Regions from separate parts of the Homo sapiens genome. Here regions 1 and 3 are each linked to region 2. A link is a contact called in ENCODE Hi-C data. All regions are on one chromosome and are shown on one strand. Each heading gives the region's core, a stretch centred on a gene start or an enhancer-like site at or near the end of the contact. The rest is flanking DNA. Distances are from core to core; before and after follow the strand shown.

Region 1 (4,210 bases), core at 1,624-4,123, 98 kb before region 2:
GTGTGATGTCCTGTGGAACAGCACTTTGAATATCTGCCATCATTAGGAAGCAGTGTTTTTTTGACTATCAGCCCCATCAATCAGGAGTGAAAGTTGTTAGTTCAACTCTGAGTGATAAACAACTTTGCCCTAAGGAAACATGCATGCTTTCTGAGACCAAACTGCAAGAGTAGCTATTTGGATAGGGGTTTGCCTAGATATGGCAACTCTGAGGAGCTGGGCCAGAGGCTTCAGGAAACCCCAGAAGGGCATGTGGTGTGGACACTGCATGCTGGAGGAATCCAGCCAGTAAGACAGCCTCCTGCCTGCTTACTGGCCACTCCCTCCTAAGTCCAGACATTTGCAAAGCCTGAAGTTTTGGCACAAGGCTGCTCCCATCCTTGCCGGCATGGGTTTATGGATATTAAAAATGTGCTGATGCAAATTGCCATGCAAACATGCTTCAATAGAAGTGCTGCATGCAGAAACACTGCTCCTTTTATCATCTCCTCCACCTCTGTTGGAAACATTCACCCACAGATGATGCGGAGATTAGTGGGGCGTCAGGCTGCTGTGTGTTTTTAGGCTGCTTGTCAGCTCCCATTGGCTATGGCTAGGGCTGTAGAGAAGGCTGGGATACACCTCAGTGCCCTGTCTGAGGCCCATAGGCAGAGTTCTGGGGCAGAAGCATGACTTAGGAGTGGGAGAAGAAAGAGCCCATTCCTTAGTCAGATATTAATATTTTCTCAAGTCTCCAGGCTCCAGCCATTGGCCAGCACACCTAGGTTGTGCTCTCTGGGCTGGCAAACAGCATCAACACAAGTCCAAGCCCTTCCTGTTCTGGTGGCAGCCACTCTCACCCACTCTCTCTTTTCTACTCCCTGTTCTCTCATTCTTCTCCCTATAGGGTTTCCAGAAAAAAATGCAGACCATGTAGAATTGGGGCAATTTCAGCCAAATGCAAAACTGTCTTAGATGGAAGGATGTAAGATACACTAGACAGCCCTTGCCAAGCAGGAAAGGCTTGGACTTGTATTCTAAACTACAGTGCCCCTCTGCCCCTGAGAAGACTCCACATTTTCCTTTTACAAGAACTGCCTTCAGGTTCCCAGCCCTTAGATTGTGGATGTACAGCATGGCAGAGCTGGGGAGGGCCTTGGCAGCCCCCAGTGCTCCTCATCTGCCTACCTGCCATTCTGTCTCTCAGAAAAGAGCCCGATGCTGAAAAGCCTTGAAGACAAGCATGAAGAGTCCCCTGTCAGTCCTGCCCAAGCTCCCTGCAGCAGGTCTAGTGCCCTTCCTCTGTCTCTCTTGCCTTCCAAGAGAGACCTGCCCTCCATGAGGGACACAGGGACAGTCAGTAGCTAGATCAGAGAGGTATGACGGGGTTGATGCAACTCTGGGCCTGAACCCAGCCAACTCTCCTGGCCTTTGGCAGATGACTGAGTCCAGCCTGAGTGGAAGAATTCCTGGGGACCCTTATAGAGAACACTGACCAGGCCCCAAAGCCCCCTTAGGAAAATGAATCTCCCTTTCACCACCTAAGAGAAGAGGAAGGTTGAGCCTCAGAGCACCGGATGGGGGATCAGCAAACATCCAGAATTCCCCCCACCCCAAGGCCTACCAGGGACATCCAACCTTCTCCCCAGCTAGAGGTGACCACCACCCCACCGCCCTTAGTCTGCACCCACCTTGTTCTAGGAGCCTGAAATTCTACCAATGAAATTCTTTCCATTGGGTTAAGTCTAATATGAATTAGCTAGATGTTTTCTTCAGGGTAATTCTGAAGGGGTTAGAGAAAGGATAAAGGGCCAGTGCATTCAAAAAGGATGACAAGGTGTCCAAACAATTGAAAGCAGAGTTTGGATTAAGTTTTCATAGAAAAATAACGTTTTAAATTATCTACTGATTTTCAACCAAACATCTCCAGGTGTAGATAATATCACAGGCAGGTAAGGCAGGTTAACCTCTTGATTGTCTAGTACCCTACACTCTCCTGTGTATACCTCAGGTTGAACACCCAGAACTCAGAATCAATTTCAGTACTAGAATCTCAGAAGCAGAAAGAATCTCAGGGATGATGCAATCTGGGGGTCACCACCTTCTCACCATAAAGGACTTCTCTTATTTTATCCCCTATATTTTAGGAATTCTAATGTCATCAAAGCCAATCAGTACTGTTGACTAGGATGGGCTAACCTCTGGGACCACATAGAATTGGTGCAATTTCAGCCAAATGCCAAACTGTCTTAGATAACCTGGTACTCCTCATTTTGGCAAAGCATTGGCTTTCTAATCAGCTTTACAAAATGCTCAAAACAGTCTCACACCACATTTATTGCCATTCACCAACCCAGAAGCATCTTGGGCCTGGCCTAGCTAACCTCAGGGACTGCCCAGCAACTCTGCACGGTGTACTGTGTGTAGCAGTCCTGAAACCACACACCATGTAGCTGCATGCCCTCCAAGAGAAAGTTGATATTGTGGCCATCAGCCCTGGGTGAGGACAGGGACTGGGGCTGGGGGAAGACCAGGCTTTCCCAGAGTTGTCTCCCTACAAAGTCATCCTGTCAACAAATGATCCCCAGTGGCCCAGGAGCTGTGACATCAGTTTGGTGCCTTTGATGTCAGTGGCTGCTGAATTTCACCTTACATCTGGTTTCCTGGCCAGGCTACTGAGAAAGGCCAGGTGGTGGGGCTCTGGAGCTGTCTGTCATCCAAGCTGACACATGACAGCCAGCCCGGGCTGAGCCTGAGAAAGCAGGATGTGGAGAACGAAAGTCAGTGACTATTCAGGGAACCCAAGTACAGCAAGGAGCATTCCTTTCGTTCCAGGAGAGACCAGGTCTGAGATGGCTCAGGCATACCCAGTCTGACCCCAGGGAAGGGCTACCTGAGGCTGAGGGGGTGTTGAGGGGAGGCCTCATGTGGCCCCTCCCTGCGGACAGAAACAGGAGGTCCATGTGGTGTGGTGTCAGGTGACTTCTCAGTCTTTCCTGAGGCTCATTTCCTACCCTGGGGTGGCACAGGACCCCTGTCCCCAGGTGCTTTGCCAACTTCCATTTTTCCCTGTTTTAAGTTTCCCAGGGAAGTTTGCTGTGTGTATCCTGCTCTTTGCTAGAAGGCAGGAAACTCGTTTTTAGAACCTAGATTTGCCCCACTCTCACTGTGTGACCTTGGAAAATCCCTTTTTATTCTCCAGGCCTTAGTTCCTCATCTATCTATCACAGGAGTGAACGAAGCAGGTGCGAGGCATATGAGGTAGACACATTTATTGTACACATTCTATGTATCTGTCATTTGATGTACTTTATTTCTTTTGATCTGCACAAAATTCTAATATTCATAGAACTTGACATTTTATTGACTTGATTTGCCAGACCCAGTGCTGGGCTTTTTACACGCATTAATTCAACTATTCCTCATAACAATCCCATAATGTAGACTCTATTATTATCTCCATTTTAGAGAGGAGACTGAGGCACAGAGCACTTAGATAACTTTCCAAGTCATACTGCTCATGAGGGAAGAGCCTGAACACAGGCAGCAAACCTCAGGGCAGCCATTTTCTGCTGCCTCATGAAGTTTATCTGTGACATCGTAATCATAAGAGCACCCTCTTCATGGGGGTGCTGGGAGTATTCAATGAGTGCTGAGAACTTAACATGTAGATGTGCTCAATGAAGGTGACCGATTTGTCTGCTATTATACTAAGGATCAGAGAGGTGAGGTGACAGACCCAGGCCTCCCAACCCTGGAGATGGTACCCACCCACCGCCCCTGCCTACCACTCCCTCCATTCATTTAGGTCAAGGCAACCCCAGACAAGGCCAGAAGGACAACCCGTCACCTGCTTGCTTTCCTCATTTCCAGTCATTAAATTTCTTTATCTGCCTTGGAGATTCTGCCTCAGCTTACTCTCTACTTCCAGGGTCAAAGGTCTCTACTTTTGACACAGGAATCTCACTCCCACTTGGTAGAGTGACTGATAACAGCTTAGTGTGAGATCCCTTGGTAGGAGCACATCAGTCCTACTGAAACAGGCACAGGAGTGAAGTTCCACGAGACAGCTCTCAGGAGCAGCCTAAGGAACAAGGCGGTGGGGACTGCTATACCCCCAGATCAGCCCTAGCTCTGGGGAATGATGGTGCCCTGGGCCACCACATCAAAGCACAGCATCTAGGAAGCCCTGAGTCTAGGAAGGGGTCTGGCCTTCAGTGTTTTGGTAAAG
Region 2 (4,291 bases), core at 1,074-3,573:
GTCTTGGCCTGAGAGGGAGTGTCACAAAGCCCAAAGAGGCCCCTAAGCCATCTTTCCTGCCCCACTCTGCCTCCATCTCATCTTACCTTAGCTCCTCTGAAAGGTCCTCTGAAATCCCACTGCTAAGTGGCATCAGGATCCCCTAAATTTAATTAGAAGCCCCTGTTATACAGTATCATAGACTCTGCAATATTCTTTTAGCCAAGGAATTTTATCACCATTTATAAATAGAAATGTGTTTGTTTGCTTATTAACTGATTGTCCCCACTATACTGGAAGTTCCAAAGGGCAAGGACTGTGGCTGTTTTATCCAGCAACATATCTCCAGTATCTAGCACACAAAATAAATGTTTGCAGAGAGGCTGAAAGCATGAAGACATGACTGAAATTCCACCATTAGACATTGTTCCTTAGGTTCTTTCACTTATTCAGGCAACCCACCTTTATTGAGCACCCTACTATATGCCAGTTGGGAAAAATAAGATTTAAAACAAAAATTCTTCTAAGATACAAATAAAATGCCCACAGGAGAGTTCACCTCTAAGATACTACCAGTTACATTAGTGGGAATTTGTTTGGTCAGCTGCATTCCAGAGGGATAGCTGGTTCAGAGGAGGGCTTGGAGAGGAAGAACCCTGGCAGAAGAAAGAGAGGATTCTGCATGCGGGGACATGGAAGAGGAAGACAAGCCCGAATGTGGCTCTGGGCAAAGGTGAGAATCTGGGGGCTCGGGGAGTAAACAGGAGGTGCCAAGAGGCTGGGCAGGGGCACACGAAGGGAGGGACCACACAGGGAAGATCCACCTCACCATTACCTAACATCACCTCCAGGACAAGCCCTGCATTACATATTTTCTACACATCAGCCCAATCAATCCTCATAGCCACACCAAGAGGTAAGCAGTGTTATGTCATCTCACAGAGGGGCAGCTGTGGCCGGAGGAACTGAGTGACCTGTCAGAGAACACAGGTGACTTGGATTCAAACACAGGCCTGTTGACACTCAGCCCTTTCCCAGCCCGGGGCTGCTTCCAGGGCAGCCTCCATCCAGACTCTGTGTGGGGACCTTCATGTCAGTAATTACAGGCTACAGCACAGCTTCCGACGCTGGTTTTAGGAAAGTGTGCTTGGCTTTCACCACAGAGAGCAGGAGGGAGCCACCACCTCCCGGGCTAATCTCACCAGTCAAGGCCTCGGGCCTTGCTTCACAATCAAAAGACCTTGAGAATAAAGGGGCAAGGGTGAAGAAAGTAAATAGTACACACACTCTTCACCAATTGCTCTTCCCAGCTTGGGATGGTGGTCAGTGCTGGTCACTAGCCATATCAAAACCAAAGGGCCGGAGGTGGGGGAAGACCCCAACGTGAAGGGCAGAGCCTAGAGGCCCCATTGGTCAGAGAGGGAAGGTTGCTGGGAGGAACTGTGCATAGCAAAAAAAAAAAAAAAAAAAAAAAAAACTCTTTCCCTCCACTCTCTCCACAGAACTCTTGCCCCTCTCAACCCCATCGGTCACACATAAGCAGCTGTGGTGGCAGGGGCAGCAGCAGGACAAGGTAGCTCTCCATTGTCCTGCCTGTCTCCAGACAAGAGTGTTTGTTGAGAATGGGCAGAAAGGCCAGGCCCCAGCTCCCAGAGGGGCTATCAGGATGTGGGGACAGCAGAGGGGATGCTCAGAGAAGCTGGAGCTCAAAGAAATCAACCCAAGGACTGAGCAGCATGGCCAGATCCCATGTTTTGGGATCCCTGCTAGGGAAGCCAAGGCCACACAAGGAAGAGATTTTGTTCCAGCCACAGAGTGAGGAGGGGAGCTCTGGAGCAGGGCCCTCAGGCCTGGATACCTCCACACAGTCCTGCAAATCGTGTTTCTCGTTGTCTGATGGTATCCCAAGCCCACTCCCTCCAAATCCACTGGGTAGAAAAGGGATAAAGAAGGTATGCAAAGGATATGGGGGGCTTGAGTAGCCCCAAGGATGTGTCTCTCCCTCACTCCCAAGATTTGTGATTTGATCTCTTCCTCCCATATTCCATGGATGTGGTCATGGACCGGAAGCTGAGTTCCTAGTCCCACCCACCCTTTCTCAGTCACTGACAGAGAACAAATGGGAGTCCAGAGGAGGGGTGGAGAGAACCCAGGTGCTTGCAGTATGCAGACCTGCATTTAAATTCAGGCTCCATACCTGCTGGCGCTCTGCCCTTAAGTCACCTTGGCTGTTTCCTCTTCTGTAAAACAGGGGACAGTAAAAGCAACTGCTTCAAAGGACTGCGAAAGGACCCAACAGGCCACGTGCCACGAGCACACAGCAACGTGTTCCTCTTCTTCCTTTCTGTGAAGAAACTCCCCTTCCCACCCACCCACCCATGCAGTCCCTTAGCTTTCAGCAAACACCTCTACAGATTCTTCCATCAGTCACAACTTGGCTTCAGCATATAATATCAAGATCCAATAACAATAACAAAAAGAATCCAACACAAGCACATCTTTGATGAGCCCCTCTGTGGGTCAAGTCATACAAGGGGTGTGAGGATGCTAATAATCTGGTTGGGGAGACCACAGCATCAGCGGGCATATAGCAGACCCTTCAGAAAACTGACCAATGGCTCACATAGCCAGTTGACAGTCACTCTTATCCTCATTCTCCTGTTTTCACAATAGGCTGTCACACCCAGAGAACGTGGGGCAGAGAGACTTTAACGGACTTGCTTGAGGTCACCACAGCAGGCTGGTGCCAGAGATCAGGGCAGAGTGGGTTTATTAACAGACTTATCCCTGGCTTGGAGATCAAAATGGCTTGAATTCTCATCAAAAAGGCTGTGTGACCTTGAGCAGGATACTTAACCTCTCTGAACATCAGTTTCTTCTGCAAAATGAGGTGACACCTTTGTCCCAGAATAGAAGTGAGGTCAAGTGTGGTGTGAGGCACTTGGAGGGGCTTAGCGCCTGCCCACCCTAACCCCATCTAAAGTAGCCAGAGGATGGTGACGCAATTAAAAAGGCATGAAGTGCCAGACAGCAAGGTTCAGTTCTAGAATATCCTTAGAAGAGCAGCAAGAAAATAGAAAACCACACAGGAGCTTGTTTTCAAAGACAAAGAAAAATATGATTAAGCAGTCCTGAGAATGGTGTTATAAAAGAATGAAAATATTTTCCTTACTAGGGCATTTGTAGGTTAACAGCTGATAGGGAGGTGGGAGCGGCCACCACAAGGCCACCAGGCACTTCCAGCACCACAGTGTGAGGATCCTTGTGGAGGATCCAGAGCTAGGACCAAGCAGCCCCAAAGGCCAGCTGTGTAAGGGAGCTGTGTTGTTTTAGGGCCTCTGTTTTCCAGCCTGTGAAATGGGACTGCCCCATGTCCCCACGTCTGTCCAGCCATGGCTCCTTTCTATTGATAAACTGGACTACAGCCACTGTAATTGCCATCTCAAGGTCAGGTGGAGGGAGATGGTATAGCTGATATAGGCTCAGAAAGGTTAAGGATTGCTCCTGAAGTCACACAGCTGAGAGAGGTATGGCGAGACTGCATCAAAGCCAGAGTGGTCCCACTCTGCCACATGGTGTCCCCATCTGGGGGGACTTCGCATTCATTCCGCCCCATGAGCAGTACTGAGATGAGCCAGACATCCTCTGGCCCATAAGCAAGCTCTCCCAGCAACTCCAATCCCACCTCTCACTTGGGGGCCAGCATACCTAGTCCTGTCAGCTCTACCTCTCTCCCTGCACCTGACATAACATGTGGGAATTTCCTTTTGGTCCTCACCCTTGCTCCCTCTGCTCAGGCAACCATGACTGGTTTCCTGCTCCTCTCAAATTCCTTTCCTTCCTCGCACCTTCTCTTTCCCACTGCTGCTGGCCTGACCCAACTCCCCACATCTGGTTCCTGGGTCACAGCAAGCACCCTCCTGACCTTGCACACTCTTTCTGCCCCTCCATGATTCCCCCACCGAAATCAGCTTCTGCAGAGCACCACTAAGCTATGGCCCCTTCCACCCACATACCACCCCTCCCCTTGGAATCCTCCTGCACATCCCCACACCCGCCAACTATCTGATACAGTTCATAGCTTTTCACATGTGCTTACAGCCTGTCAGTGTACCAACATTCTCCCCAGATGCACACAGTAGTTGCTCAATATGCACGTTGATGATATCTACTTTTGCACACTGGTCTGATTTACATCACTGGGATACCCTTTTGCTTGCAGGTTCTACCCAGAGCTCTGAGGGTCTTTCACCCAGCAGGGGCCAGTCCCACAGCGTGTGCCCCCACAGCTCACTCTGATCCATCCTGGGTC
Region 3 (4,799 bases), core at 457-2,956, 98 kb after region 2:
TAAAGGAAAAAAAATCTAATAATCCAATATAAAAATGGGCAAAATAACTGAATAAATATTTCTCAAAAGAAGACATACAAATAGCAAGCAGCTATGTGAAAAGGTGCTCAACATCACTGATCATCAGACAAATGCAAATCAAAACTACAGTGAGATATCTTACCCCAGTTAAAATGGCTTTTATCCAAAAGACAGGAAATAACAAATGCTGGCAAGGATTTGGAGTAAAGGGAACCCTCGTACACTGTTGGTGGGAATGTAAACTCGTAAAAACCACTACGGAGAACAGTTTGGAGGTTCTGCAAAAATCTAAAAATAGAGCTACCATATGATCCAGCAATCTCACTGCCACGTACATAATCAAAAGAAAGAAAAGCAGAATATTGAAGACATATCTGTGCTCCCATGTTTATTGGAGTTTTATTCACAATAGCCAAGATTTGGAAGCAACCAAACTATCCATCAACAGATGAATGGATAAAGAAAATGTGGTACATATACACAATGGAGTACTATTCAGCCATAAAAAAGAATGAGATCCTGTCATTAGCAACAACATGGATGGAACTGGAGGTCATTATGTTAAGTGGAATAAGTCAGGCACAAAAAAACAAACTTCTCGTGTTCTCACTTATTTATGGCAGCTAAAAATTAAAACAATTGAACATATGGAGAGAGTAGAAGGATGGTTACCAGAAGCTGGGAAGGGTAGTGAGGGTGGGGGCAAATAGAAATGGTTAATAGGTACAAAAAAATAGAAAAAATGAATTAAAATCTAGTATCCGATAGCAGAACCGGGTGACTATAGTCAATAATAATTTAATTGTACAATTTAAAATAACTAAAAGAGTATAATTGGATTGTTTGTAACACAAAGGATAAATGCTTGAGAGGATGGATACCCCATTTACCATGATGTGATTACTACGTATTGCAGGCCTGTATCAAAGTATCTCATATAACCCATAAATATATATACCTACTATGTACCCACAAAAATTAAAGTTTACTTATCAAAGCAAAATTTTCATTTCTACTTTCTATCAGAAATGAAAGAACTTTTTAGAACCACGTAGGAAGGGTGGGGAAAGAGCAGTGAGTATGAGTTAAAGCTCTTTTTCATATATTCCTGGAAAATCTTAGAAGAGACATTGAGACGTAAGCTACTTATAAAAGTAAGCAAGCAGTTTTTGAAATTGTGTTTTGGCTTTTCTTTTCTTAACCAAGATAAAAGCAATTACCGCCATTGGGTCCCACGAGCACATCCAAGGAACCTTCCCCTACAGACACAAAGACACCCCTCCACCTCCCCACCTCCCCACCTCCGCACCTCGCTCTTGTTCTAATTGATCCAATCATCTCTAGGCCACGCCTACCGCAGAGCACTGTCGGGAGGCGGGGCCTATATTGACACATCCTGGTGCGCCGAGGTCACCTGACGTCCCACGTTATTAGTCATCGGACGTGCATCCGGGTCTGCGCCAGGAAGGCCCAAGATTCCATCGCGCGAGGCTCTCTCAGCAGCACGGACTGCGGTCTCCGGGAGGCGCCCCTGGAGCTCCCAGGACTCTCCCCGCGCCGCGCGGTCCTTCGCCCCTTCCGCCCCAACCCGCCTCGCCTAGCACCGACACCTGTTACCTCAAAAAGGACTTCGCTGCCCGCGCTCCCTACGTCCTCTGCTAGGCCCAAGAGCGCCGTCGAGGCTATGGGCAGCCGGCCCCGCAGCCCCAGCGCCTTCCCTGCGCCCTGGTGGGGACAGCAGCCAGGAGGACCCGGCCCTGCCAAGCGCCTCCGATTGGAGGAGCCCGCGGGCCCCGAACCCCGCGTGGCGCCCAGCCTGGAAGACCCGGCGGGTACCCCGGCCGTGGGCGCGCTCACCTCCATAGTGGTCCTGGCCGCGGGCTGTGCCCTGCGTGTGCCCCTGGACGACGTCGACCTGGTGCTGGAGCTCCCGCCAACGTCGATCCTGCGAGTGTCTCTCGATGGACACACCCTCATCCTGATCCCAGAGGTCCTCCTGAGCTCTGTCGACGAACGCTCAGGAGCGCAGGACGACTCGTCTGCTGGGCTGGAAGTGGACGTTTTCCTGGGCGCTCTCAGGGAGGACGTCGTCGTTGAGCAGGAAGTCTTCTGCGCATCTGTCCCAGAGATCGCCGCCCAGGAAGAGGCCTACGAGGAGGACGCGGACCCCGAGTTTCCGGAGCTCCAGATGGACTCCGCAGCCGGCTCAGCCGCTGGGCTCTACTCCTCCGCCAGAAGTATGTTCAGCCCCTACCGGGAGGGCCCCATCCCAGAACCCTGTGCTCTGGCCCCCAACCCCAGTTCAGAGGGACACTCTCCAGGCCCCTTCTTCGACCCGGAATTCCGCCTTCTGGAGCCTGTCCCCAGCTCACCTCTCCAACCTCTACCTCCCTCTCCGCGCGTGGGGAGTCCAGGTCCCCACGCGCACCCGCCGCTCCCGAAACGCCCTCCGTGCAAGGCCCGCAGACGACTGTTCCAGGAATGAACTGCTTCCCACAATCCCTTGCCACCGGCTGCGGGTTCTTGTGGATCCTCCAAGACTCACTGTGAGGACTTGCCACAGCCCGGAAATGCAGCATCTTCATTCATCGACAGCGGGCAGTTGGATTACTGTTGTTTGGGTGGGTTGGTTGGTTGGCTGGCTGGCTGGTTGGTTTTTTGGCAGAATTCCTTGGTAAGTGGCAGGCAAGGACATGAAAAAAGAAAAGCAGATTCTGGTAAGCACCTTTACCAAGAAGAGTAGACCACACATAACCAGTCATGGATTTTCAGATCCCTTGCCTTTGCTGCAGGAGCTGTTACTTCTGCCTTTGTCACCTTCAGCCAACTGTATCCTCAGTTTCACCCCTACTCTTGCTTAAAGCTCCCTTCAGTTTTCTTTAAAATTCCCCCCTTTTTTTTTATCACTTCCATACACCTATCCGTTCTCTCCAATCCAGATCATTGTCTTTCCTTCTTTTTGCAGTTAGGAATTTACCTATACGATTTCTCCCAACATCCTCTGAGGTGCTTCTGACCACTGATTTTATTTTCCACTTGCTCTCCTTAACTCCTTTTCCTGGACCTGGACAATCAAGATAAATGCATATTAGATTAGATAGTAAACAAACAACATTCAAATGTAATGAATGCACTGGACCTTTTGGAAGTGTTTCTGCAAATAAGAATTTAAGGGCCGGGCGCGATGGCTCACGCCTGTAATCCCAGCACTTTGGGAGGCCGAGGCGTGTGGATCACCTGCAGTCAGGAGTTCGAGACTAGCCTGGCCAACATGGCGAAACTCCGTCTCTACTAAAAATACGAAAATTAGCCGGGCATGGTGGCGTGTGCCTGTAATCCCAGCTACTAGCAGGGATGAGGCAGGAGGAGTGCTTGAACCTGAGAGGCAGAGGTTGCAATGAGCCGAGATCGTGCCATTGCACTCCAGCCTGGGCAACAGAGTGAGACTCCATCTCAAAAAAAAAAAAAAGAAAACGAAAAAACAATTTAAAAATTAGTGAAAGCAATATTTAATGAGGGAAAGTAGGAAGTTGTGACACTTTCATTCCAGCAGCATCTTGTACAATGACATATTCTATGTACTTTAACCAATGGGTATTCCTGAATTTCAGGGCAGTGTGGGCTTCATCTTGATTTCCTCTCAGGGGTACTCACTCACCTTCACCGCATGGACATTTGGTCTAATTTATTTTTGAGAGTTTTTTTCATGCTCTTGAGTCCATCACCCTGAATTGGCAGTCGTTATTTCTTAGTATTATTTCCTTAATGTCTTTTTAACTATAAAGGAAAGGAAATATTACAGATAATGTTGTCATATCCTTTGATCCCCACTCTTCTCCCCCATTCCCAGGGGATTCACATCATGACACAAAGTTGATGGATATCATTCTAGTCAATATATGAAAGCTACATATACATATATATATGTATAGATATAAATAAGCAATGTTTATGTTGTTTTCTGGACAATTAAATTTACATAACTACCTCATATTCTCCAGTTTTTTTCTCAACTTTATTTTCGAGATGACATAAATATGTGTAGTAAATTTCTTCTAAAGATTCCAGTATCCATCATATGATTGTGATATTTGTTCTTTATTTATTTCTTTATTTGTTTATTTATTGGAGACAGGGTCTCATTCTGTCACCCTGGATGGAGTGCAGTGGCACAATGAGTGGGCTCAAGAGATCCTTTGCCTCAGCCTCCCAAGTAACTGGGACTACAGGTGCGCACTCCCACACCCACCTAAATTTAAAAAAAATTTTTTTTTTAGAGATGGAGTCTCACTATGTTGCCCAGGCTGGTTTCAAACTCCTGGCCTCAAGCAGTCCTCCTGACACAGCCTCCAAAAGTGCTGGAATTACAGGAGTGAGCTACCGCACCTGGCCTCAGATTTATTTTTATTTCTTTTTTGTTTTGGGGGGTTTTTTTTAGATACCAGGTCTCTCTCTATCACCCAGGTTGGAGTGTAATGGCACAATCATAGCTCACAACAGCTTTGAACTCCTAGGCTTAAGCAGTCCTCTCACCTAAGCCTCCCAAGTGGCAGGGACTACAGGCACAAACCACGATACCCAAATAATTTTTTTAATTTTTTGTGGAGAAGGAGTCTTGCTCGGTTGCCCAGGCTTGTCTTGAACTCCTGGGCTCAAGTGATCCTCCTGCCTTCCAAAATGCTGGGATTACAGGCATGAGCCACAGCACCTAGCCTCAGATTTCTTAAATATGACACCGAAAGCACAATCCTTAAAGAAATAATGTGATGACGGGCCTC

What was found. Hi-C counts contacts between places; a loop is a spot of excess contacts on that map. Pooled maps may share reads with other maps.
Region 1: a loop to region 2 is called in a map of HepG2, with 2.6 times the contacts of the local background. The contact joins the enhancer-like site here to the promoter of BPESC1 in region 2. A Hi-C loop is called at or near these places in 19 of 168 maps with a recorded cell type or tissue (Caco-2, Calu3, DLD1 and 15 more), 28 of 37 single-sample maps with no recorded cell type and 21 of 50 pooled maps.
Region 3: a map of ovary shows a loop between it and region 2 (2.0-fold over the local background). The contact joins the promoter of PRR23A here to the promoter of BPESC1 in region 2. A Hi-C loop is called at or near these places in 1 of 168 maps with a recorded cell type or tissue (ovary).

Annotation. Positions count from the first base shown.
Region 1 is chr3:139,200,997-139,205,206 of GRCh38, reverse strand. No RefSeq gene overlaps it. Among named protein-coding and RNA genes, the nearest start is that of PISRT1, 30 kb to the left of the region's middle. Within about 2 kb of position 2,873, at least 2 of the 41 ENCODE cell types and tissues checked have a DNase peak (open chromatin) inside an H3K27ac peak, as active enhancers do; they include HCT116 and Panc1, where a contact is called at or near this core.
Region 2 is chr3:139,102,217-139,106,507 of GRCh38, reverse strand. BPESC1 (blepharophimosis, epicanthus inversus and ptosis candidate 1) reads right to left here and starts at 2,323. Exons shown (of 3, transcript NR_026783.3): 1 at 87-2,323.
Region 3 is chr3:139,003,175-139,007,973 of GRCh38, reverse strand. PRR23A (proline rich 23A) reads left to right here and starts at 1,706. Exons shown (of 1, transcript NM_001134659.1): 1 at 1,706-4,012. The coding sequence starts at 1,706. The coding sequence ends at 2,506.